2 separate regions of the Homo sapiens genome follow, and region 1 is linked to region 2. Evidence: chromatin loops called from intact Hi-C (ENCODE). Cell type or tissue: breast epithelium. All regions are shown on one strand. Each heading gives the region's core, and the rest is flanking DNA. Links, peaks and the distances in the headings are about the cores only. Region 1 overlaps IGFBP7-AS1 (IGFBP7 antisense RNA 1). Region 2 has its middle 48 kb from the start of LINC02380.

Region 1 (12,110 bases), core at 1,796-9,795, 210 kb after region 2:
GTCTGAAAAAAAGCGTGTCTTTGTATACCTGGATCCCTAAGCCACAACAGATAGTTTATGCTAACAAGGTGATGTGTGGCAAATCCTTGGTTTGATTCACCCGACCATGCTCCATCAGTTTGACCTCTGGGGAAGCTGCAGCCTCAGCAGCTAAGGTCAGCCACATAAGTGTTCTTTTCCTATGTCACTTACCCCTCATAGAAACCCTGAACACCAAGACTCAAATTGGCAATACTTTATGCATGTTGCCACACATCAGTGCTGGGGGGATTAAGTGGTATCCATGTGACCCCACTGGGTGACAACATCTGGAAGCTTCTGTCTAATTTCTCCTTGACTCTACTCTGTATATCTTTTTTCTTTGTTGATTTTAATCTGTATCTTTTGCTCTATAAACCATAACTGGGAGTATAACAGCTTTTCTGCGTTCTCTGACTCCTTCTAGTGAATCATCAAACCTGAGGGTGGACTTGGGGACCCTACACACACTTCCCAATGGCAGCCTTTGGGAAGGGGTGGCTGTGAATGGCAGCCTTGTTGGAGGACTTAGAACTCAGAGAGAGTTAGAGCCCAGAATGGAGGTTAACTGCAAACCTCCTTCTCTGTGGCTATACAGAACTCCTGTATTACAGACCCAGTGGCCTCTCACTGGTACCAAGGGAGAGCCAAATCTGCCTGCCAGGGATGGGGTTGTCATTTGAAACAAATAGGACGGATCTAAGTAAACTTATTGGCAGGATCTATAGTTCTAATTGTGAAAGTAATACATATTTGTTGTCAGAAATCTGAACAACAAAACAAAATAAAAAATAAAACAGTCCATTGGAATCCCACCACTCAAAGGTAGGCATGGCTAATATTGTGGTGTAGTTCTTAATAGTCAATTTCTTTTTCATGAATATGTAGCAGTATCCCCAATGAGACAGAATTTTAAACTTTTAGCAAGAAAATCTGCAAGTTAAAAGTTGCCAGCCACTTCCATGTCTAACAAGTCATCCTGGGACACATTTTTTTGTTCTGGAAACAATCACCCAGGCAGTTTCTTTTAGCTTTGCAAATTTAAGGCAGAGGCGCTCATCGACCAAAGGCAGGAATGTTAGTCACAGGCAATGTTTTTTCTCAGCTCCCCATTTGTTCCCCAGGATACCAAGGCCAAATGTCACTGGGAAGTACTAAATAGTTGAGCCCATTTGAGAGGGGGGCTAGAAGCCTCCTAGGAGAAAACAAATCAAGACTCCCAACTACTTCTCCTTAGGTTCACTCGTTTCCAAACATCTCTGATAAGCTCAGTGGGTCCTCTGCAGGAGCCTGGATTACTAAATTGTTGGTGTTAGTGGGGAGGTGTTGTAGGTATAGCACATTGCCAAGGCTGGAACCTTCTACCGCAGCAGCCACTGCAGCCCCATGGGCATGGTTTGAGAATCGTATATATGAGGACAAACTAAGAGGCTGAAACATTGAGAACCCAGAGCCGTGCTGGCATAAGACAGTGAGAAGAGGTCTCTTCCCAGCTCCGTAGGAACTATCCCCTGACCAGCTGTGACAGCACAGACAGTGATAGCTCAAGGCTGTGTGGACAGCTGCTTTTAGCAGGCACTGGTGTTAGGGAACAGCAAATGCAGCCCACGGTGGACCCATCATATTTTCCAGTGCTGTCTCTACAAGGGATTTGGGAGTATCACTGATCCTTTAGCCTGAATAAACTGGGACTGTGGAACCTTAAATGTATCACAGAAAGGAAAACACTGGGAAAGAGAAACGAGCATGTTAATGCTGATAAATCTATGCATGCTACCATCCTGCAGACTGGTGAAAGCTGTTGGCTACCCAGCCTTGGGCCATTCCTGTCTGCGCTGTCACAGCTGGTCAGGGGATGGTTCTCATGGTGCTGGGAAGAGGAGATCAATGACTCAGTTCAGTGGAGACATGTGACCATTTCATTTTTTTTTTTTTTTTTTTTGAGACGGCGTCTCACTCTGTCACCAGGCTGGAGTGCAGTGGCGCAATCTCGGCTCACTGCAAGCTCCGCCTGCCAGGTTCAAGTGATTTTTCTGCCTCAGCCTCCCGAGTAGCTGGGACTACAGGTGCATGCCACCATTCCCAGCTAATTTTTTGTATCTTTAGTAGAGACAGCGTTTCACCATGTTGGCAAGAATGGCCTCCATCTCTTGACCTCATGATCCACCTGCCTCGCTCTCCCAAAGTGCTGGGGTTACAGGCGTGAGCTGCCGCGCCTGGCCACATGTGATCATTTCTTACACCCCAAGTTGAAGCAAAAGACATAAGCAACACAAAAATACAAATACACACAATTTGCAACAAAATGGTATTAAACTGCATAATGCTATATGTTTTTCCCCACTTAATATTATCTATCAAGCATTTTCTAATGACATTAAACATATTTGTAAACATAATACTACTAGGTAATGACAATAGCTAAAACTGATGTAGCGGTTATTTAGTATCTACTATGTGAGGCAGTATTATTAACCCCATATGCTAGATAAGAAAACTGAGGCACAAAAAGTTTACGTAACTTGTCCAATGACCTACGGCTAGTAAAAGAAGCTAGCATTTGAACCCAAGTAACCTTCAGTGCTAATGTTCTCATTTTTTTTTAACACATCGCATATTTAATCATTTTCCTACAGTTGCATATTTCTTCTTTCCCATGTTTTCACTGCTATAAATATGCAGTGATAAGCATCCTTATACACAAAGCTTTGCAAGTCAATTAAAACTTTTAACATAAATGTAGAACTTTACATTTGTTTAATTCCATCACTTTTAATTTAGACCTGCAAGATTGTCTTAAATCTTGATTCTGCAATTCAAATGTTCCACTTGTCCTCTCAGCTTTGCATCATTCAGATTTAACTGACCTATTCTTCTAAACAAATACTTTATCTAAAGCTTGACCTGGACAGGAAAAGATCCAATGGCTTGGCTCCTGTCTCTCTCACTAGCTCATCTCAGTCTTCTTTTGATGCCCTATCACACAGTCTTCCAGTTCCTCAACCATACCATGTTCTTTCAGGCCACGGGGCCTTTGCACATTCTGCTCCTTCTCCTGCAACCCCCTGCTCTCACCTGGTAAATTCCCAGTAGTGCTCTGCATCTTAGCCAAAGCTGAGGCCAGGGGGAGTTCTTTGTTATACACTTTCACCGAACTATATTCTTTTCCTTCCAAATGGGAAATTTATGCACTAGGTCATGAAATCATCTGATTAATAGCTGTCTCTCTCCCTCAACAACAGACTCTATGATAGCAGGGGCCATGCCTACTTCCTGCCCATGTTATCCTTAGCACCAAAGCTGTACAGTTGGCCCTCTGTATCTACCGGTTTTGCATGCATGGATTCAACCAGCTGCTGATAAAGACCCAGTGACACCGAAGGCCAGCTGTACGTACATATTTTCCATTCTTGGTTGGTGAATCTACCAAATGGCCAACTGTTCTATGCCATTTTATGTAAGGGACTTGAGCATTTGTGGATTTGGTACCCTCGGTATGGTGGAACCAATCCCTGAGGCTGAAGAGGACAGACTAAACTGGGCCCTTGGAGACATTTAATGAATGTTTGCTGGATGAATTAATGAATGAATGCAGCACCCTGTGGCTCAGTAGTAGAACCATGACCCTCCGTGCTAATGGTGAGCATGCACGGATTCATCAGCCCTCCTTGAGGACAATGCTTCAATCAGTTAAAATGTACAGCCTGCCTGTTCTTCTCTAAGCCCCAGGATATTGCTAGAAAGTTTATCAGCTGCAGCTGAGTTCAGGCGATGTGACTGACCTCCTCTGCTCTCTCCTCTTTCCAGGCATCCTCTATTCAGTCTGCGGTTGTCCTTCCAAAGGCAGCTAATATAAGACTCCCTGATTAAAAGCTTCTGTGGCTTCACAGTGTCCTCAGGATCAAGTCCAAGCTCCTAATCTTGACATTCAAGGTCCTTCACATTCTGGCCCTTGCCTCCTTTTTCCCTGTCATCTGCTGCCACTGACACCCCCAACCCCAACCCCAACCCCATATGCATACAACAAAGATACTCCACAGTACTAAAAGTCTTCCTATACACCATGCACTTGTATTCTTTTGACACTTTGCTCTCTTTCCCTAGAATGCAAATCTCTCTTCTCTGTCTGACAAACTCCTACTCATCCTTCAAGGTCCAGCTCAAAAGTCACCTCCCCTTTTGAAGTTCTCCCTGGCTCCTTCCCACCCTCATCAAAGGCGGAGTTAATTTTCCCTTCTCCTGTATGTATTCATGTGGCATTTTGAACTTAATTCTATGTTAGTGCCCGTGCTATGTTCAAGTGCCTGTGTTCCCTGAGGATCTCCTTGAAGGTAGGCATCTTATCTTACTCAGTTTTATTTCTCACCTCAGCCCTTTCCTTAAATGCTTATAAAATAAGCATTCCATAAATACTTGACAGGGTTTGTCTTTTGGTATTATCCCACTCCACAAGTCTAGTGACACTTGCAAATGCATTTGACTTTTGGAGTCATGGCTGACCAACCTGCTAAGATCCAGCAATAGGTGGGATGTGGGGATTTTCAGGAAGGGGAGTGGTAAGTTCATGGGAATGTGGAATTTAACCTCTCTGCTTCCCCGACCACCACAACAGCCACTAACCTCCCAACTCTGCCAGCCCAGTGGAGCTGCCTGCTAAACCTTGCTGATTCTGTCAGCAGCCCGTCTTCCCTTTCCTTCCTTTTCATGTCCTCTGCTTCTTCATGAATTAGCTACAGTTCTGCACTGGCTCAAGATGAAGGGGCTATGGACAGAATATAGAAAAACCTTCATAGGCCAAGCACAGTGGTTCACACCTGCAATCCCAGTGCTTTGGGAGGCCGAGGTGGAAGGATCACTTGAAGTCAGGAGTTCGAGACCAGCCTGGACAACATAGCAAGGCTGTCTCTAAAAAAAAAAAATAATAATAATAATTTAAAAAGTTTAAAAAGAAAAACCTTCCAAAATTAAGAGACTGTTGAGTTTCTTGAGGAACGAAACAGAGCTTTCTGGGGCACTCTGGCCCTCTCCACTACCTCTGTCTGCTCTGTCCTCCTCCTACCTCAGCCTGCTCCCTCAGGCAACTCATCTTTTACACACCCCTTTGTCTACAGATTCTTCGCTACAGAGAAGCTACAGAGCTCTCCATATTTTCACCAGACCATTCTTTTCAACATTCCAGTCCCAAAATCTCAAAAGACTCTGATTGGCCCATTCCCACGCATTTTTGTCGCCTTAAGGTAGGTATCCTGTCCAGGTCTAAACAGAGGGAGCTAGCAAAGGAGGTTTTGGTCCTGTGGCCTGGCATGGTTTCCTCAGCAGAAGAGGGGAATGGGGGGGAAGGTTAAGTTTGGTGACTGCATCTCTAGGTAAGCACTAAAAACTTTCTTTTTTTTTTTTTTTACCTTGAAGAAGGCTTCAGAGAGAAACACCAGCTGGCTGAAAGCAAAGCACTTGTTATTCAAAGCATTTCTAGACAGAAGACAACCTTGACTACCATCCTCAATGAAATAGCAGCTCTTAGACTGGCTGCTTTCTAAGCATTATTTCCAAGCAGTCCCTATTGGCCTGGCAAAATGAAGAAATGGGTCTGTAGCTCAAAAGATAAACTTAGACTGGAGATTAAAATGTGGTTGTCGTCAAGACAAGGCAGTGAAGAGGGTGGCGGTGGGTTTGCGAGGGTGCGCAGAGTGAGTCTTAGAAGAACAAATAATCCTGGGATCAGGGACGTTTAAAGGATTGGCAAAGGAAGAAAATTCCTGAAAAACGGAAAGTAACAGCCAGGGAGACAGAAGTCTCAGAACCAGAACCTAGCCAAGGTGGGACAGAATTTGAAGGGAGAGAGCGCCAGTTCTAGAAAGATCAAATAAGAAAAGGGTGAGCTTCAAGAAGTGAAGGGCCAGGCGTGGAAGAGGCCATCGGGAGCCCCGTGCAGTATCCCCCATAGTCGGGAAGAGGCAATGCCTCCGGCGCAGACATTTGCGGGTCCCAAGGTCACGCGTAGGACGCTGACCGGGAAGGACAGCCCCGCCGCCTTCCCGCGCCGGCTCCTGCGCAGTGTGTGACGACGGTGCCCTCTGCCGGCGACAGTGGGCATCACACTGCACGCGGAGCCCCTCCGCTTGGGGAACCCGAGCATGAGCGGCTGGCAGGCGCGGGAGTCTCTAAAAATAAAGCTCACTACACGAAAGGAGTCGGGAGAGGACACCACTGGGATGGGGACGTTTATCCTCCTCTGCACTTCTCCTTGGTCAAGTGAACTGGACCAATTTTATCCAAAGCAACGGTTACGCCTGGAGCCACAAAAACTCCTGAGTCCGAGTCAGCCCCATGCTGTGGATTGAGACTCGTCGTGACCCGCCAGGTGCGGACCATCTGGAGATGGCGCGGCATAGTAGGCATCAGGGCGGCGCCGGTACCTGAGCCTCACCGCTGAGCCCAGGAAAGGGGGAGAGGGAAAAATGAGACGCAAGCTGGGAGAGGACGCATCGGCTGCACAATGCTACCATCTACCGGACTCGTCCGGGAATGCTCTGCCTGCCGCGCGCTCGCCGGGCTAGCCCCAGCCCTGGACTGCAGGGGCGCCGCGTGCAACTCAACAGCACAAGGCGCTGACATTAGTGGTGGGTTTTCAGGCACAGCAACACTGGGAATCACTGACTCACGCAGCAGCTCAGGAAAATAAGCAGTTGCTTTGTGTTTTGAGGTTCTGGAAATTGGTCATGAATTTTTTCATCTTAAAACAATAAAGAAGCTTCTAGAAAGAGAAACACTACCATGGGCAAATGAAAGAAAGTCTCCAATAAGTGTGAAAATAAAAAGCAGACTAGTCTTTGGGGTCTGGAATGGTGTGGGTGGCAGGCTTTGGGTCAAAGTCACTTTGGGTCTTAAATATGTCAGCTCCTTTGGGTTGTTTCCTCATCTGTAATATCACAGTAAAGTGGGCCTCCAGGAATGTTTTGAGGATCAGATACAATGATCCTTGAAAAGAGCTTGGAGAAGGATAAAATTATATGTCATCACTGGATGTGATCAAATGCAAACTCTTGTTCCAAGTTAGGGTTGACTAAGCAAGATCTCCCACATCTAGGATTTTTTGGTGTTGAGAGGACTATTAGTGTATCTCAATTCTATTTTTCCAGGTAGTGTTTTCAATAAAACCTGACTTTTTTTAAGGCTTCTCCCATACCACCCCCAGGGATGTTGTGAAGAATTAAATCAGTTTCATTAAAAGCTCACCTCTGTCCTTGGAGAACAGCTACTAGAAAATGATTAGGGTATTTGTGTTTTGGAGTTGTATTTGTTGATAAGTTGAAATAAAATGTCAATCTTATTTTTAGAAGCTAAACAAAACATATGCTAGACATTTTTGCAGTGAGTACAATTCTTCCAGTATTGCTGTTAGCAAAAAACTTTTAGACAAATTAACAGTTTATTTGAGCAAAGAACCATTCATGAATTGGGCAGCACTCCAAACCAGAAGAGGTTCAGAGAGCCCTGCCCAGTAGTGTGGGCAGAGAGATTTTAAAGGCTGAACAGGCAAGCAAAGCAGAGAAATCACCTGATTGGCTACAGGTAGGCATCTGCCTTATTTGGACATGGTGTGATGAGTTGGCTGCTGAGATTGGCTGAATCCTATTAGTTGCTTGTGATTGGCTGAAACACAGCTGTTTGTTACACTAGATATTTCATTTCTAGGTGAGGTAATGACAATGTTCTAAAATTGCTTGTGATGAAGGTTGCACATCTCTGTGAATATATTAAAACCACTGAAATGTACACTTTAAATGAAAAAATTACATGGTATACAAATTATAACTCAATAAAGCTGTTATTTTTTTAAAAATACACTGTAATTTTGAATATAGTCAATATCTGAAATTTCAGGGTCTAATTCACTATCAACTTACAGTGTTACCTCAGGCAAATTTCAACAATGTTGCTGAAACTTGTTCTCTGAAGATACATTGACATAAGCAATGTGATTGTTCCCTTTGAGAAGGGAACTGCACAGTGCCCTGTTCCTTTTTTTATATATAATTGAGATGGGGGTCTCACTATGCTGCTCAGGCTGATCTCAAACTCCTGGGCTCCACTGTTTCCTTTTGAGAAGCCCAACAAACAAGTCTAAAGGAGTCTAATGTAGGTTGTTCTTTGTAGCTGATGCCATTTTTCAAAGATGCCCTTAATAATATCTTCCATCCTACATGCTCTTCTGCAATGTGGCCTTGCTGCTAGAATCTAGTTGCTCTCAGCTTGAATCTACGCTAACTTTGGTAATTCACCTGTCACAAGAGAAGCAGAATACATGACACTGTGTGGCTTCCAAGGCAAGATCAAAGAAACCTTGCAACCTCTGCCTTGCTCCTTTAGAATGCTCACTTTCAGACACCCCTTTTCAAGACTCCCCCTCTCACAGCTCAGTTGCACTGTTGTAAGATTCCCAAGCCATGTGGTGAGGCTGGGTACAGGTGCTTTGTTCAGTGGTCCCAACTGATCCCAGCCTTTGAGTCATCCCAGCTAGATGTATGTGAAGAAGCCTCTAGATGATTCCAGGCCTCAACCATTCAAGCCTTCCTACTGAGAACCCAGACATGGTGGAGCACAGACAGTCACCCCTGCATGCACTGCCCAAATTTCTGACCCATAGGATTTATGTGCATAATAATATGTTACGATCCGAAGTTTGGAATTGTATGTTATGCAGTCATATATTACTGAAACATTGTTCTAATTAAGTGGTCAAATTCTGTTCCTCTGACAACCTGACCAGTCTAGGGCCAAGGAACAAGGAAAAATATCAATAGAGACCACTTACTGGGTATCCATTATATGCCAGAGTGGTGCTAGGTGCTTTCTACACTTTATCTCTAATTCTTCCAGAAACCCACCAGGTATGTGGTATGAGCCCCACTGGCTAAACAAGGAAGCTGTAGTGAGGTAACTTTGAATAACTTACCCATGGTTAGATAGACAGTGGATAGACAGCTGGACATGCACGCTAATCTCATTATACTCTCACCACATCCAAACTATGTGCTTTCCCTTACAATGTAACCCCCATCTCCAACCCCCAGACTCTCCACCAGTAATGCAAGACTAGAACTGCAAGAATAGTATTGAAGTATGTGAAGAATTATGACGTTTTTTGTTTCACTGTCAAAACTACAGGAAATCTGTAGAATACCGAGGGGTAGAGGTGTTAAAGGTGTTTGTTTTCATCAATTCACTTTATAAAAATAAATTTAAATCATAAAAAGGAAATGAAGGAAACTTTCAAAATAGAGCAGATTTCATTTTTCTGGCCTCCCTGACCTGAAGTCAAGACTGATAAAGGCATAAGGAGACATTTTTCCATCCTAAGTCAGACTTAGGGTAGAGATCTGGCTGGGTCATTTATTGTCCTGAGGACCCAAGAAGATGGCCAAATTGTGGGAGATGACTGAGTAGACCAGGACTCTTTGGGGAAAGGCCAGAACCTAGGGTCATCTGGAAGGTGTTAGGGTTGATCAACCCCTAGACATTTCTACACCCCCTCACCACACAACACAACCACACCCCCAAGCAGTAGTTATATAATTATTCAGTATACAAATTGTTTATTTAATGTCTATGTTAGTCAGAGTTCTCAAAAGAAACAACTTATAGGAGATAGATGACAGATACATACATACATAGATGAGAGGCAGAGAGAGGGAGAGAGATTTATTATAAGGAGCTGGCTTACACAACTGTATTAATCCGTTCTCATACCACGATAAGGAAATACCTGAGACTGGGTAATTTATAAAGGAAAGAGGTTTAATTGACTCACAGTTCCACGCGGCTGGGAGGCCTTAGGAATCTTACAATCATGGTGGAAGGGGAAGCAAGGACCTTCTTCACATGGCGGCAGAAGAGAGAAGTTTCAGCAGGGGAAATGCCAGACACTTATAAAACCATCAGATCTCATGAGAACTCACTCACTATCACAAGAACAGCATGGGGGAACCGCCCCCATGTCTAATCACATCCCTCCCTTGACATGTGGGGATTATGATTTGAGATGAGATTTGGATGGGGACACAGAGCCAAATCATATCAATAACTATAGAGGCTGAGAAATCTCAAGATTTGCAGTTGCCATGCTAAAGACCTAGGAGAGCTGCTGGAGTGATTCCAGTCTGAATCCAAAGGCCTGAGAACCAGGAGAGCCAATGGTGTAAGTCACAGCCCAAGGGTAGAAGATTGATGTTGCAACTCAAGCAGTCAGGCCAAGGAAGTTCCCTCTTAGTCAGTTTTTTTGTTGTCTTCAGGCCTTCAACCAATTGGACAAGCACCACACACGTTTAGGGAGGAGAGTCTGCTTTGCTCAGTCTATCAATTCAAATTTTAATCTCATCCAAAATCACCCTCACAGACACACCCAGAAAAATGTTTGACCAAATGCCTAGGCACCCTGTAGCCAGTCAAGTGGACACACAAAATTAACCATCACAATGTCTACTGCCCCTGCCAGATGATAAGCTCCCCAATGCCTGTGACTATTTCTTGCTCCCAGACATAGTCCCAGAACCTAGCATAATCATCCATCATAAAGAAGCTGTTAACATAAATATTTGTTGAATGAATGAGGCATCACCCCTAGGAGGCTTCTTCATTGACATTAAACCGCCAAGTCCCCTATGAGCACCCAATTATGACCATGCTCACCTGAGTGTGAAATAGCCGTCATTCTGTGAACTGCCTCTTAAATTTCAAAGTCTAAAGCAGATGACCTACCCAGTCGCTCGCTACCAGTAACAGTGATATAGAGTGAAGAAGCAGAAGCTAAAAATAGACTAAAGACATTTAGGGATGCAGATGAATCTAGAGTAATCCAATAGAAATGTAATGCAAACCACATGGGTATTTTATATTTTCTAGTAGGCACAATTGTTAAAATTAAGAAGGTAGGTAAAATAAATTTTTATTATATTTTACATTATTATAAATATAAATTATAGTTTTTAAATGTAAGTATTTCACCCAACATATCAAAAATATTATTTCAACATATAGTCAATACAAAATTATTAATGAGGTATCTACCTCCTTTTTTCCTTTCTTTTCTTTTTTTTTTTTAATGTAAAGACAGGGTCCTACTATGTTGCCCAGCCTGGTCTTAAATGTCTGGGCTCAAGCAATCCTCCCTCCTTGGCTTCCTAAATTGTTGGGATTACAGGTGTGAGCCACTGCACCCAGCCTTACCTTCTTTTTTAAAGCCTTTGAAGTTCACACACACATCTCAGTTTAGACTGGCCACATTTCAAGGGCTCAGTAGCCAAGTGTGGCTAGTGGCCAACACAGTCTAGCAGGCAGCAGCATAATGCCTGACTACTTGCAAGCAAGGACTAGTGGCATCCTCTGAAGCCCTGGTTACTTAGTGAGACTGACATGAGGTTCCGTGGGATTAAATGTCTTTGTCCCCTTGTCTTCTCTGATTTGAGAAAAATCAGAACCAGGATAACCATGCACCAGAACCCTGTGGATCCAGAAGAGGCCAGAATTCAGGACCTACCCTGCTCCTTACAATTGGTGAGACCTGAGGAAGTCACTCAATCTCTCCAAGTGCCATTGTCCTCGCGAATGAAACAGCATTGTTGAGAGAATGGAATAAGACAGTAAAACCCTGTGCAACTTCAGGATTTTAGGCTGAACTCCTCAGGCATGGAACTAAATTGGGGTCTTGCTATTGGCCTCTTCTGCACAATGGCTGAGTCTTGAAGTGGGATATGGAAGGGAGTTTCCACTTCCCTAGGACTTCCTGGGACCCCTGAAGGAAGTTAGTCCACAGTCCACAAGAGGCCACTGGAGGGTGGATTTCATGGTTGCCACTCACAGAGGGAGCCGGTGGTGTTTCCCAGTTCCTTGATGCAGGCTTCTAGGCCAGACATAAGAGATTTCACATAGAGCAAACAAACTTCCAGTGCAGCGAATCAGTGGTGCCCTCTATGATGTGCTCAAATGATGCACATGCCCTCACTCTCTGCTGTTTTGAAATTATCCCAGGAGCTCAGAGAGCTGTGGACAGGGACACCTACCTGGCGTCTGCGTGGAATGATGCCAGGATCCAT
Region 2 (12,110 bases), core at 2,562-10,561:
GATTTTAGTGTGAGCTGTTTACTCTGTCCTTGACCAGAAACCACTAGCAATTTTCATTTCTGATATTCCAAAGAAATCTTAATCTTGGACAATCCAACCAGCCCCTGGACATCTCTGTATCATCAAGATGGCTTGAAAGGGCCCACCTGTCACAGAAAAGTAAATATGAGTCCCGTGATTGAGGTAACTATGCTGAAAACACCTCGCATGTTTAGAAGAAAACCTTTTCTTCTAAACTTCAAATGGTTCAAAAATATATAAACATAACGAATCATAGGTATTCAAAATATTAAATTTGATTTAAAATTTGAGATAAGACAAATGATTTTGCAAAGTAACAGAGCACCTAAAAAGCATTTTACAGAAGACTAAGCAAATCTGAATTTGCCCTTAGGATTATTAGAAAATAGAATAACTCTAGAGCCCAACTCATGTTTTTTCCTCAGATCAAAATTATTATACATCTATAGATTTGGAGCACAAATGTCAAAAATAAAAAGCTTTGAAAGGCCATGGGGAAGAATGGAAAAGTAGATTAAAATATCAGCACTGGCTAATATCTTCTTGGTTCCATTTCTCCATTATTCCATCTATTTCCCTCCCTTAACCGAGTGATTCAGAGTGCAAATCCTAGTTCAAAGCTAGTTGGCGAGGCTTTCTCAATCTGAATTTCCTCACCTATAAATTGGGGGCAATAAACCTTCCTCAAAGTTTTATTGAGAGGATGGAATGAGATAACATAAGTAAAAAAAATCTGGCCTGGAGTCCTTAATAAATGCTCTCTCCTTTAACCCTCTTTCTGTAATCAATCTCATCTCAATCTTTTCCCATATTTTAGAATATTCATCTGGTCTTTGGGACAAGGTATTTCCCTGGCAATTTGCATTCTTCATTAAAAGTGGGGTTTTGAGTAGTCAAAGCCCCTCCACTGTTACAGAGCAAAGCTCCTTACCACAAACATTTCAAATGATGCTAATAAAGCCTATTCTCTCTGTCATGGTGAGACTTTGGAGAATTTAGGAATCAATAATGTCCTATAAGGTCTCGCTTGTCCTCCCATAGGTTATCTTTCAAAGCGGACTATATTCTCATCTGTCTCAGAAGCCACTTACAAATATAACTTTCACAAAGTTTGCCAACACATTTTATTTATAGTTCCCAACAGGATCATCCCTTTCTGAAATGAGTTCCATAAGTATAAAAATCTCTAGACTAAGAGTAGTGATGATAAATATCTCTAGACTAAAAGTAGTGATTATAAATATAATCAACCTATTCTACTACTCTCAATTTTCAGAATTGATTTGGACATAGTTAACTCTTGTTTCCCATTTAACTCTTTTATTTGTGTTATTTTGTTATGCTTGTTATTGCTTACTTCCATTTTCTATACATGTGACAATATACATTATCATCAGCCACAAGGCAAAAAAATGATTCTAACATTCATATGCTGGAGCAATCAAGAAGAGCCAAGAAAAACAACTGATTAGAAGAATAAAAGGGGCCAACACTATCAGATATTATGAAAAGCCAAAAAGCACAGAAAACTGGAAATCTCCTTGTGATCTTACTTAACCTTCTGTTCCCATAGAAAATAAGAGCTTAACACTTTCTCCCCCAGCTTTCTTCGGGTATAATTGACAAATAAAAGGTGTATATATTAATAGTGTACAATGAGTTTTGATATATCCAGACAGTATAAAATAATTAAATCAAGTGAATTGATATATCCATCACTTCACATACTTTTTTGTGTGTGTGGTGAGAACATTTAAGGTCTCTTAGCAATTTTCAAGTACGCAAACATTATTATTAACTATAATCACCAGGATGTTGAAGAGATCATCAGAACTGATTGATCCTGTCTAACTGAACCTTCATACCCTTTGAATAATTTTCTTTACCCCCGTTGTCCCCATCACCACCCCCAACAATCACCCTTCTACTCTCTGCTCCTATGAGTTCAACATTTTTAGAGTCCACACATAAGTGAGATCATGCAGTATTTGTCCTGCTGTAACTGACTTATTTCACTTGGCATAATGTCTTCTAGATTCACCCATGTTGTTACAAATTATAGGATTTCTTTCTTTTTTAAGGCTGAATAGTGTTAACTTTTATTTTAGATTCAGGGACTACATGTGCATTACCTGGGTGTATTCTGTGATGCTGAGGTTTGGAATATGATTGATCCCATCACCAAAATACTGAGTAGAATACCCAATAGTTAGTTTTTCAACCCTTACCCTCTTCCCTCTCCCCCTCTTCTAGTAGTCCCCAGTGTCTATTGTTGCTATCTTTATGTCCACGTGACAATATGCAGTATTTGGTTTTCTCTTCCTGCATTAATTCACTTAGGATAATGGCCTCCAGCTACATCCATGTTTCTACAAGGGACATGGTTTCATTCTTTTCTATGGCTGCATAGTATTCCATGATATATATGTACCACATTTTCTTTATCCCATCCACCAGTGATGGGCACCTAAGTTAGTTGCAAGATTTTGCTATTGTGAATAGTGCCGTGATGTTCATATGAGTGCACGTGTCTTTCTAGCAGAATGGTTTATTTTCTTTGGGATATATATTCAGTAATGGGAATGCTAGGTCAAATGGTAGTTATGTTTTCAGTTCTTTGAGAAATTTCCAAACTGCTTTCCACAGTAGCTGAACAAATTTATATTCCCACCAACAATATATGTGTTCCCTTTTCCCCGCCACTTTGCCAGCGTCTGTTGTTTTTGACTTTCTAGTAATAGCTATTCTGACTGGTGTGAGACAGTATCTCATTTTCATTCCAAGCTTTTTAAAGACTAAATAGTATACATCACATTGTCTTTCTCTATTCATCCATTAATAGATACTTAGGTTGATTCCACATCTTGGCTATTGTGAATAATGCTGCAATGAATATGGGAGTGCAGATATATCTTTGACATACTGATTTCAATTTTTTTGGATATATACCCACTAACGGACACCTTCTTGGTCAGAACAATCAAACAAGCAAGTCACTCTGCTAAAGTGCTTTGCTTTGGATTAAATGTTACTGCTGCCCCTTGCAATCACAGAGGGAAGCAACAGAATAAACATAAAAATATTTTCTTTTTTTTCCATAGGTTATTGGGGTACAGGTGGTGTTTGGTTACATGAGTAAGTTCTTTAGTGGTGATTTGTGAGATTTTGGTGCACCCATCACCCAAGCAGTATACGCTGCACCATATTTGTAGTCTTTTATCCTTCACCCCCTCCCACCCTTCCCCCTAAGACCCCAAAGTCCATTGTATTTTTCTTATGCCTTTGCGTCCTCATAGCTTAGCTCCCACATATCAGTGGGAACATACAATGTTTGGTTTTCCATTCCTGAGTTACTTCACTTACGATAATAGTCTTCAATCTCATCCAGGTAGCTGCAAATGCTGTTAATTCATTCCTTTTTATGGCTGAGTAGTACTCCATCATATATATATATACACACACACACACACACACACACACATATATACATATGATGGAATATTACTATATTATATATATATATATCACAGTTTCTTTATCCACTCATTAATTGATGGGCATTTTGGTTGCTTCCACAATTTTGCAGTTGCAATTGTGCTACTATAAATATGCATGTGCAAGTATATTTTTTGTATAATGACTCCTTTTTTTTCCTCTGGGTAGATACCCAGTAGTGAGATTGCTGGATCAAATGGTAGTTCTACTTTTAGTTCTTTAAGGCATCTCCACACTGTTTTCCAGAGTGGTTATACTAGTTTACATTCCCACCAGCAGTGTAGAAGTGTTCCCTCATCACTGCATCCATGCCAACATCATCTACCATTTTTTGATTTTTTTATTATGGCCATTCTTGCAGGAGTAAGTTGGTATTGCATTGTGGTTTGATTTGCATTTCCCTGATCATTAGTGATGTTGAGCATTTTTTCATAGGTTTGTTGGTCATTTGTATATCTTCTTTTAAGAATTGTCTATTCATGTTCTTACCCCACTTTCTGATGGGGCTGTTTGTTTTATTCTTGCTGATTTGTTTGACTTCATTGTAGATTCTGGATATTAGTCCTTTGTCAGATATATAGATTGTGAAGATTTTCTCCCACTTCGTGGGTTGAGAACAGACATAAAAATATTTTCTTATAACAGGTCTACAGAGAGAGACTCTTTATTATTTGATATGAAATACCACTACCCACACCATCAGCATACATATTTGCATATATGTTGCAATCATTAATCTAAAGTCAAACTATCTCTGCTAAATATTCTTCTCATTAAATCTTATCCCACAAAATAAGGTCATCCAGGTATACCAACAGAAGAGGATTAATTATTGGAATCATCATGAATTCTGCTTGCCACTCATTTCCAGTTCCATGTAGCATTGCACATGGTAGATCTGCACTTTCTGCTTGACTTAAGGCCCTATGACTTGCTCTGGACCTTGAGTGATAGCGGAAGTGATAAAGACTTCTATGCTTAACATTCATTTGTCAGTGTGGTGAGAAATGCTTGGGTACCCTTGTCCCTCAGCATTCAGTAAGCAGCAGCATTCAAGATGATGAAGCTCCATCATGCTGAGTCACTGTGTGACTCTGATGAGTAGAGGCTCTCTGCCAACCCACAGCGATGCCTACCATATTCTCCTTTGAACTCTAATTTTTTAAAACTCCCGTACTAGATTGTAAGCTCTTTGAGAACAAGGACCAGACCTATATTTTATACTTTGCATTAAGCATAGCACCTATAGACAGCAGAAGCTCGAAACTATTTGCTGAATAACTAAATATATTGACCACAGATATCAACCCTACAAAGCAATTACATATATTTTTATACTCTACAAAAACATATTCTTCTCTTATTAAACTATTATTTCTACTAAGATAATCATTGAACTTGTCATTCTGTGCAAACCAAGTATTTTCACCTTGAGCAGAAAACATATAGGTTTTCCAATATAATAGGAACAAAGTCAAAAAGACAAATATTTATCATGTAGGTGAGGAGATTTCACACATTAGGGCAGACACACTGACTCCTTATAATGCAAATTATTTTTCAATGTTAGTGAAGGCCTAAGCTCAATCCAGTTACTTGTGATTATGGTAATGTATACCCATTCTGACACAGAGTAAGCTAGGTAACCAAAATGATAATAATAAAAATAATGACTTGGGTGAAAACAATTGTTTTTCACATCTATTGGTTTATTTTTCTCCAGTGACTATTTACATTTTGACCAATGGTACCTTTTTATGTTGTGAAATGAAACTTCTAAACTCGGATGTTGCTATCAAATAAAGACAACATCTTTATTCCTTTGTCTTTTTGTGTTTATTGCTTTATAATAACAGATATACCATCTCCTGGGTTTAAGTCTCTTCTAATCAGCTGGATCTGTTCAATCTATTTCTTGTGTTATCAGCTGAGGATTAGACTAATAAAACTTCAGTTAAGATACCCTTTTCCAAGTAATTTGTTAACATACTTGATATATTTGATTAGCTGTCTCCCCTCCACACAGAGTCACTCCATAGAAATCCTACTATAACAAGCACAGATGCAGAATCCCTTTATTTACCCAAATATTTTGTAAGAATTCTAGTATAGCTAGTCAACATTTAGAAATAACATCTCCCAAAAGATTCTTGTTCTTTTATTTTTATATCATCTTAATTACTCATAATACTTTCCATGACTACTATTTTAAAATATTTAGCTTATAAAAATTTGTATAATGAAATCCAGGCAAAATTATATTTTAAATCTAAACAATTCCTCAAAGTTCTCTTAAATGATAATTAAAACAACTGATTGGAAAAATCCTATGCTCAAATTCTCCTTTTTACACACTTATCTGTAAGCAAACAAATGCTACTACATAATTCACCTTTCCTTCTCTTCTTTTGAGGAAATAGAAATGTATTTCCCTTTTTAATGACAGAGTTTTTATTTTAACTTGGATAAATAAGAGTGTGAAGAAATTTTCTGCTCCCTACATTTTGAAATTTTAATTAAAATGTCCCAGCTGATCTATCTGCTAATGATTATTTGAACAATGATGCAGAGAATCCTTTTTCTCAAAAGAATGAACATCTTTTAAGCCAAGAACAGCTTTGGGTCCAGATGTTACTGTTGTTCATTCTCACCATTAATCACCAAACATTGCAGTAGGACCCACCATGGATATTATTCAAACAGAGACTCAATTAAATTCAGAGGCAGTCCATTTAATCTTCATCAGCTCAAACAATGGCAACTTCATTTTTCCCAACCAAATGTTGAGCCAGAGAGGAGAAACTTCAGAGATTTTCATTTCATTCGATATTGTTATAAAGTAACTGGATTTACAGTTTGACTTTGGACAAAGGAGAGCCACAGCATTCTGCTAGAAAGCAGTAAAACAGGGAAGGTGAAACATCCTGCACCAGTAAGCACAAGGTATAGTAATTTGTGTTAAAAAAGATTCATTAGCTTCCTTAAATGCTGTAATAACTTAAGAAAGAAATAAGGTATTCGTTCTGACTCTGCCATGTGAAGATAGATGTAGGGCAGGAAAAGGAGGCAGAAAATTAGAATGAGAGGAGAAAGGGAAACACCTCTAACTCTTACATTGTTTGCTTCATCTAAACCAAGGGGGGAAATGGCTCCTGAGATGGCCCCTGCTAGAAAGCAGCCTGTGGGTGTGATGAATGAGGGGCCTATAATTAAGCACAGCATCATACTGCCAGAGACCTTTCTTACTGTGGTCATGACATTGACACTGACATTTTTTTAAGGTGTGTAAATGCCAAAGGAGTACTAACTAGATGTCTTTACCCATTAGTTTGGATCATGACTGCTTTCTCTAAGGATCTCAAGTGGGATAATAAAATCTTATTTGGAAACCCTTTCCTAATCATCTCTGCATTAGTCAGGGTTTTACAGAGAATAGAGAAGAGATTATATATATATATATATATATATATATATATATATATATATATATATAAAATTTCCTATAGAGAGAGATATTTTCCAACTATCTATCTTTATCTATATATGTGTTATATATACATATTATACATATACATATATAGAGATGGAGAGAAAAGCAGAGAGAGAGAGAGGAAGAGAAATACACAGAGCAAGAGAGAGAGATTCTTTTAAAATAAGAAATTGGCTCACAGGATGATGGAGGCTGAAAAGTTCGAAGATCTGCAGCCAGCAAGCTGGAGACTCAGGAGAGTCAATCTGTAGTTACAGTCTGAAAGCCAGCAGACTCATGACCCCAAAAGAACTGATTTTTCCATTTGAATCCAAAGACAGAAAAAGGCCAATGTTCTAGTTCAAGCAAGCAGGCAGGAGGAGTTCCCTCTTACTCAGGGGAGGGGAGGCCTTCCTGTTCTGGTCAGACCTTTAATTGACTGAATGGGCCCACCCACATTAGGGAGAGAGTCTGATTTACTCAGTCTAACTATTCAAATGTTAGTCTCACAAGCATGCCCTCACAGACACATCAACCATAATGTTTGACCAAATATCTGGGCACTCCATGGCCCAGTCAAGTTAACACATAAATTAACCAGCACAATCTCCTAATACCCTGGGCAAGTTCCAGGTAGTAGTAAGTCTCCCTACATGAACACTCTGTAGAACATGGGATAGAAGAGGGGATCTGATGAAACTTTAAGGGTATTAGTGCTTTCTTTCTAACCCATTCCTAAAGCAACAAGACTCTGGCAAAAGGACATGAGTGATCCTATTAAATATAAGAGCAATAATAATAATAGAAAACACATATATGAAACTTACCATGTTCCAGGCATTGTGTTAAGTGCATTTTATGAGCTCCATCTATGCTCACAATGACTTTTTGAGGTGGGTGAATAAACTGAGGCACAGAGAGGCTAGGCAATTTACCCAAGGTCACAAAGCTAGAAAGTGATAGAGTCAGAAGTCTCATCCAAACTATCTGGCTCCAGAAGTCCCATAGACTATTCCTCTTTTTGATGAGCATTCATTGAATGCTCATGAATTGATGATGAACAGGACAAATTTCTTCTTTACAGGCATGAAATCATGGTCAAGCAGGGCAGCAGAATTAACAAAGGCTGTGATGCCTATAGAATGAATCACTCACTTTGCTCCAGGGACCAGGAGGACCTCACCATCTGGGGGATTTGTAATGTAGGAATAAAATGTATGGACCATCAAGTCCAACTTCCATCCTTGCCTCTCTCTCCATTTGGCTGAGCTCACCTCACAGAGGGGGTGACACTAGAGCAGGGCCTTCAAGTTACACCTCTCTGGCCTGGTTGGTTTAACTGCTAACTACCACCTGATTTATCCACAACTACTAAGCCCTTTCTAGTCTATTCTCCAACCAGCCTCCAGAGGTATCTTCGCAAAACAAAAGCCCAAGTCAGTGGTATGCACCACATTCCCCTGATGAAAGCCCTTCCATAGGTTTTCATTGTTCCTGACCAAGGTGCTTGAATCCAAGGATGAGCCTCATCTCCCTTCTAGGCTCATCTTGCCCACTACACTCTCCTCTGCTCCATCTGGTTAAGCCACCAGCCCTTTTTCAGTCTTTGTCCTTACCATGCCCCCTCTCTCCTGCCTCCATTGCTCATGAGGCTCCCTCTGTCTGGATAATTTGTCCCAGAAGAGTTTCTGATTACAATCACAACTTTTCTGTCCTTTTTTCTCAAGGTAGAGTCTATTTGACTTCTGCAGTCATTAGAGCCCCCAAGGATCTCAAGCATCTTTTCCTTGGGAGAGACTCCTGACCTCTCTAACTAGGTCAGATCCCCTTACCATGAGCCTTTCTGGAATCATAGGTCTCTTCTTTACAGTACCTATCACAGTTTCAATCTTACATCTGTGGTAGCTGTGGAGCCCTAATAAGACAGAGCTCCACGTCGGGGTGAACAACAGTTCTGAGAAATGGCTAATGACAGACAACCTGCTGGCGCAACATCCTGTTCCCAAATACCTCACTCAGCATGTAGCCTCTCCAGCATAATGCTATAAAACTTCCCACCAGCCCCTGTGTCTTTGCAGACAGCCCCTTCTCTGCTGTGCTGCCCATTGTACCCTTGCAACGTATCTTCTTACCTTCTCTAATACATTTGCCTTTCTTTATCTACGACTGTCTTGATAAATTCTTGGACTGCCTGTGACACCAGCCCCAGTCAGTGGCATCCATGACAGTAGATCAATAAGAGCCCAGAGGCCAAGAACAGAATCTCCTTTTGCCACTGTAGTATAATAAACAATAAATTTTGTCTTTATTTCCAGTTCTTGGCACAGAGCTCCTAAAATCCTTGGAATCTGTTGAAGGATGAGTGTGTTATGTATGCTGAGATGATTCACTGTAGGGGCCCCTAGATAGCTTCAGAATGGGGGCTGGTCCCTAGAAATACCAGTTCATGATTAGAGAGTTAGAACTTTCAGGCCCACTCTCTAAGTTTCAGGGAAGAGAGAACCTGAAGACTGAGCTCAATCACCACTGGCCAGTGATTTAGCCTATTTAATGAAATCTCCATGGAAACCCCTAAATCACAGGGTTTGGAGAGCCTCTGGTTTGCTGATCTGAGGAGTTGCTATGTCCTGAGAGGGCATAAAAGCTCTGTGTCACCACCTACCCCCTACACCTTGCCCTGTGTGTCTCCTCTATTTCACCGTTCCTGAGTTGTATTCTTTATTATATACCAGTAAAAGTACGTAAAGCATTTTCCTGAGTTCTGTGTGTCATTCTACAGAATTATCAAAACTGAGAGAGAAGTTGTGGGAATCCTTGGATTTATAGCTGATTGGTCAGAAGTACAGGTGGTTCCTGGGACTTGCAACTAGCATCTAAAGTAGGAACAGTCTTGAGGGCCTAAACCCTTAACCTGTATGGTCCATGCTAATTCTGGAAGTTAATGTCAGAATCAAATTGAATTGTTGGACACCGAGCTGATGTTAGAGAATCTGAGCCTTACCACTGTATGCCCAGCCCGTTGCCTGAAAATAGCAAACAGAGAGTAAAAATACCATCTGAATCAATGGATGACAGTGTAGCAATCTTGAAGAAGAAAAAATATGAACAAAATCACTGAAGCAAGAAAGGGCATAGCATATATAAGGAATCATGAGAAACCAAGACAATAAGTTACATCTAGAACTAGAATGATGCAGAGATAGGACTAAGAATATTGGTTAGGGCCATATGGTAAAGGGCTAGAAATTCCAAGTTAAGGAGTATGGGCTTTCAATTCCACAGGCAATGGGGAGCCATCATGGGGCTTTTGAGCATGAGAAGTGGGATCAGAAATGTGATTTAGAACAATGATTTCAGACATGGTTGCACATTGGATTCATCTGGAGAGTTATTTAAAAATGTTGGCACCAGGGTCCAATCCCAAGGGATTCTGATTTAATTGGTGTTAACCATGATCTGAACATCAAATGTTTTAAGAACTCTCTGGGTGATTCAGATATGAAGCAAAGTTTGAGAACCATCACTTTATAAAAATTATCTGGAATCTGTGTTTTTATTACATTGGAGAGGGCCACGCTGATGGCAGAGTAAATCGGATAGGAAGCTATCTTAATGCAAGCAGAGTACATCTAGGGCAGATCTCATTCAGAAGGATGGTCGCTTCTGAAAAAAATGCTGCCAGGGTCAAATGTCAGGCTGAGCTGGCTAATTGGACATGAGAAATAAAGAAAACTGGAAAATGATTCCAGGGTTCCCAGCTGGGGCAACAGCACAGGTGGCCCTGGGATAAATTAGCAAATTAACAGAGAAAGGAAACAGGAGAAGGGGAGTACGGGTGGGAAAAAGAGAAGAGAGGAAGCCAAGCCAACCCCTGTCAATGTGGCCTTCACTTTCTTCCTCCACTCCGGATCTGCCGGCATTAAGTCAACATCAGTGGCAACAGCTCTGCCAGGAACCAGAGAAATTCAACAGATTCAGGCTGCCACAGGAAAACAGGATGGCTATTCCACCATGGATGGCCCTCTCCTGGGACCTCTCTGCCTGAAGAGTCCCAATATAGAATTCTTCCCAGGAGGACTTCAGCTAGTTTCAGCTGTCAACGGTCCTTGCAAAGAAAGAGAGGGGCACAGTTAAGAAATGAGGGTCCAATCACTGCACACCCCATAGATCACAGTCTCCACCTTGACTGTTTGAATTGCATCCCCAAGCAAATGGGAAGCCAGTACAGAACCCAGAGCACAGATGCAACGTGCTCACCAGGAGCATGAATGAGCTGTGAGGTTCCCCTTTTTAATTCCTCATCTGATAACAAGCTTCCAGTCCCCTGATCAATATTTCCAGCACACTGCTGTGCACCCCACTGGGCATCCTTTGTTGTCTATTACTCTTTTTAAGGAAATAATTACCCATGCACACACTCATGTAAAAATTATTTATAGTTTATTCTTTCTCTCCCAAAATGAAACAATTAAAGATGTTTTTAAAACAACAACATAAAAGGTTTGTCTCTGCCCTTTACAGTAAAAGCTTGTCAAGAAAAGTTGCAGTTTTGTAAAAGTAAGGTTTGATCCTCTAGTATCTGTAAGCAGAGGCTGTGAAAGTGAAAAAGATGTGGCAGACTGTAATTCAATATAAAGACTTGAGGATAAAATACACTGTCACATGTCTGAATAACTTTCGCAATGGCCAGCTTTAGCAAAAATGCAGCCCGATCTACCTCTTCTCTGCCTGGTAGCTACAAGAAAAGCACCAGGCCACTCAGCAATTCTTTGAGAGCCATAAGCTGAAAAGGGCCTTCTTGACACATTTTCTCTTGACGATGGGGCATGTACTATTGTGATGCCAATATGCTGGCCATAGGGAACTCACGGACTTTCTCCCCATTTATTAGTTATTTATGGTGTCTCTTAGGAACTTATGGGAGCAATTTTTTGCAGTCCCTTTGCCTGATTCCCTCCCTTTCTTTCCACAAAGGATAGCAATGTCCAGCCTGGAGCCACAGAGTGGAGTCTACCCTCTGGTCACCAGTCTTATCCCCTAAACATTCTTCTTGAGTCAAGTTAGAGAACTCTTATGATTCTTTTACTAAGCAATGGCTCTGGATTCAAAGTCTGATTCTGCTATT

What was found. A loop is a pair of places that touch in the nucleus more often than their neighbours do. Peaks named below come from ENCODE experiments on the same cell type or tissue, not always from the same donor. Only the 100,000 strongest peaks of a DNase experiment are listed, where the experiment ranks them.
Region 1: it touches region 2 in a loop (12-fold over the local background); 2 of 110 quality-filtered maps call a loop at or near these places.

What each region holds. Positions count from the first base shown.
Region 1 is chr4:57,158,170-57,170,279 of GRCh38, reverse strand. All of the region lies in intron 1 of IGFBP7-AS1 (IGFBP7 antisense RNA 1), which reads right to left. Among named protein-coding and RNA genes, the nearest start is that of IGFBP7, 54 kb to the right of the region's middle. RefSeq lists a silencer at 6,605-6,654. In breast epithelium, for the core only: a CTCF peak has its summit at 6,145; DNase peaks (open chromatin) are centred at 6,099 and 6,499; H3K4me3 peaks cover 1,099 bases; H3K27ac peaks cover 654 bases.
Region 2 is chr4:57,371,420-57,383,529 of GRCh38, reverse strand. No RefSeq gene overlaps it. Among named protein-coding and RNA genes, the nearest start is that of LINC02380, 48 kb to the left of the region's middle. In breast epithelium, for the core only: no CTCF peak of the experiment used is centred there; no DNase peak of the experiment used is centred there.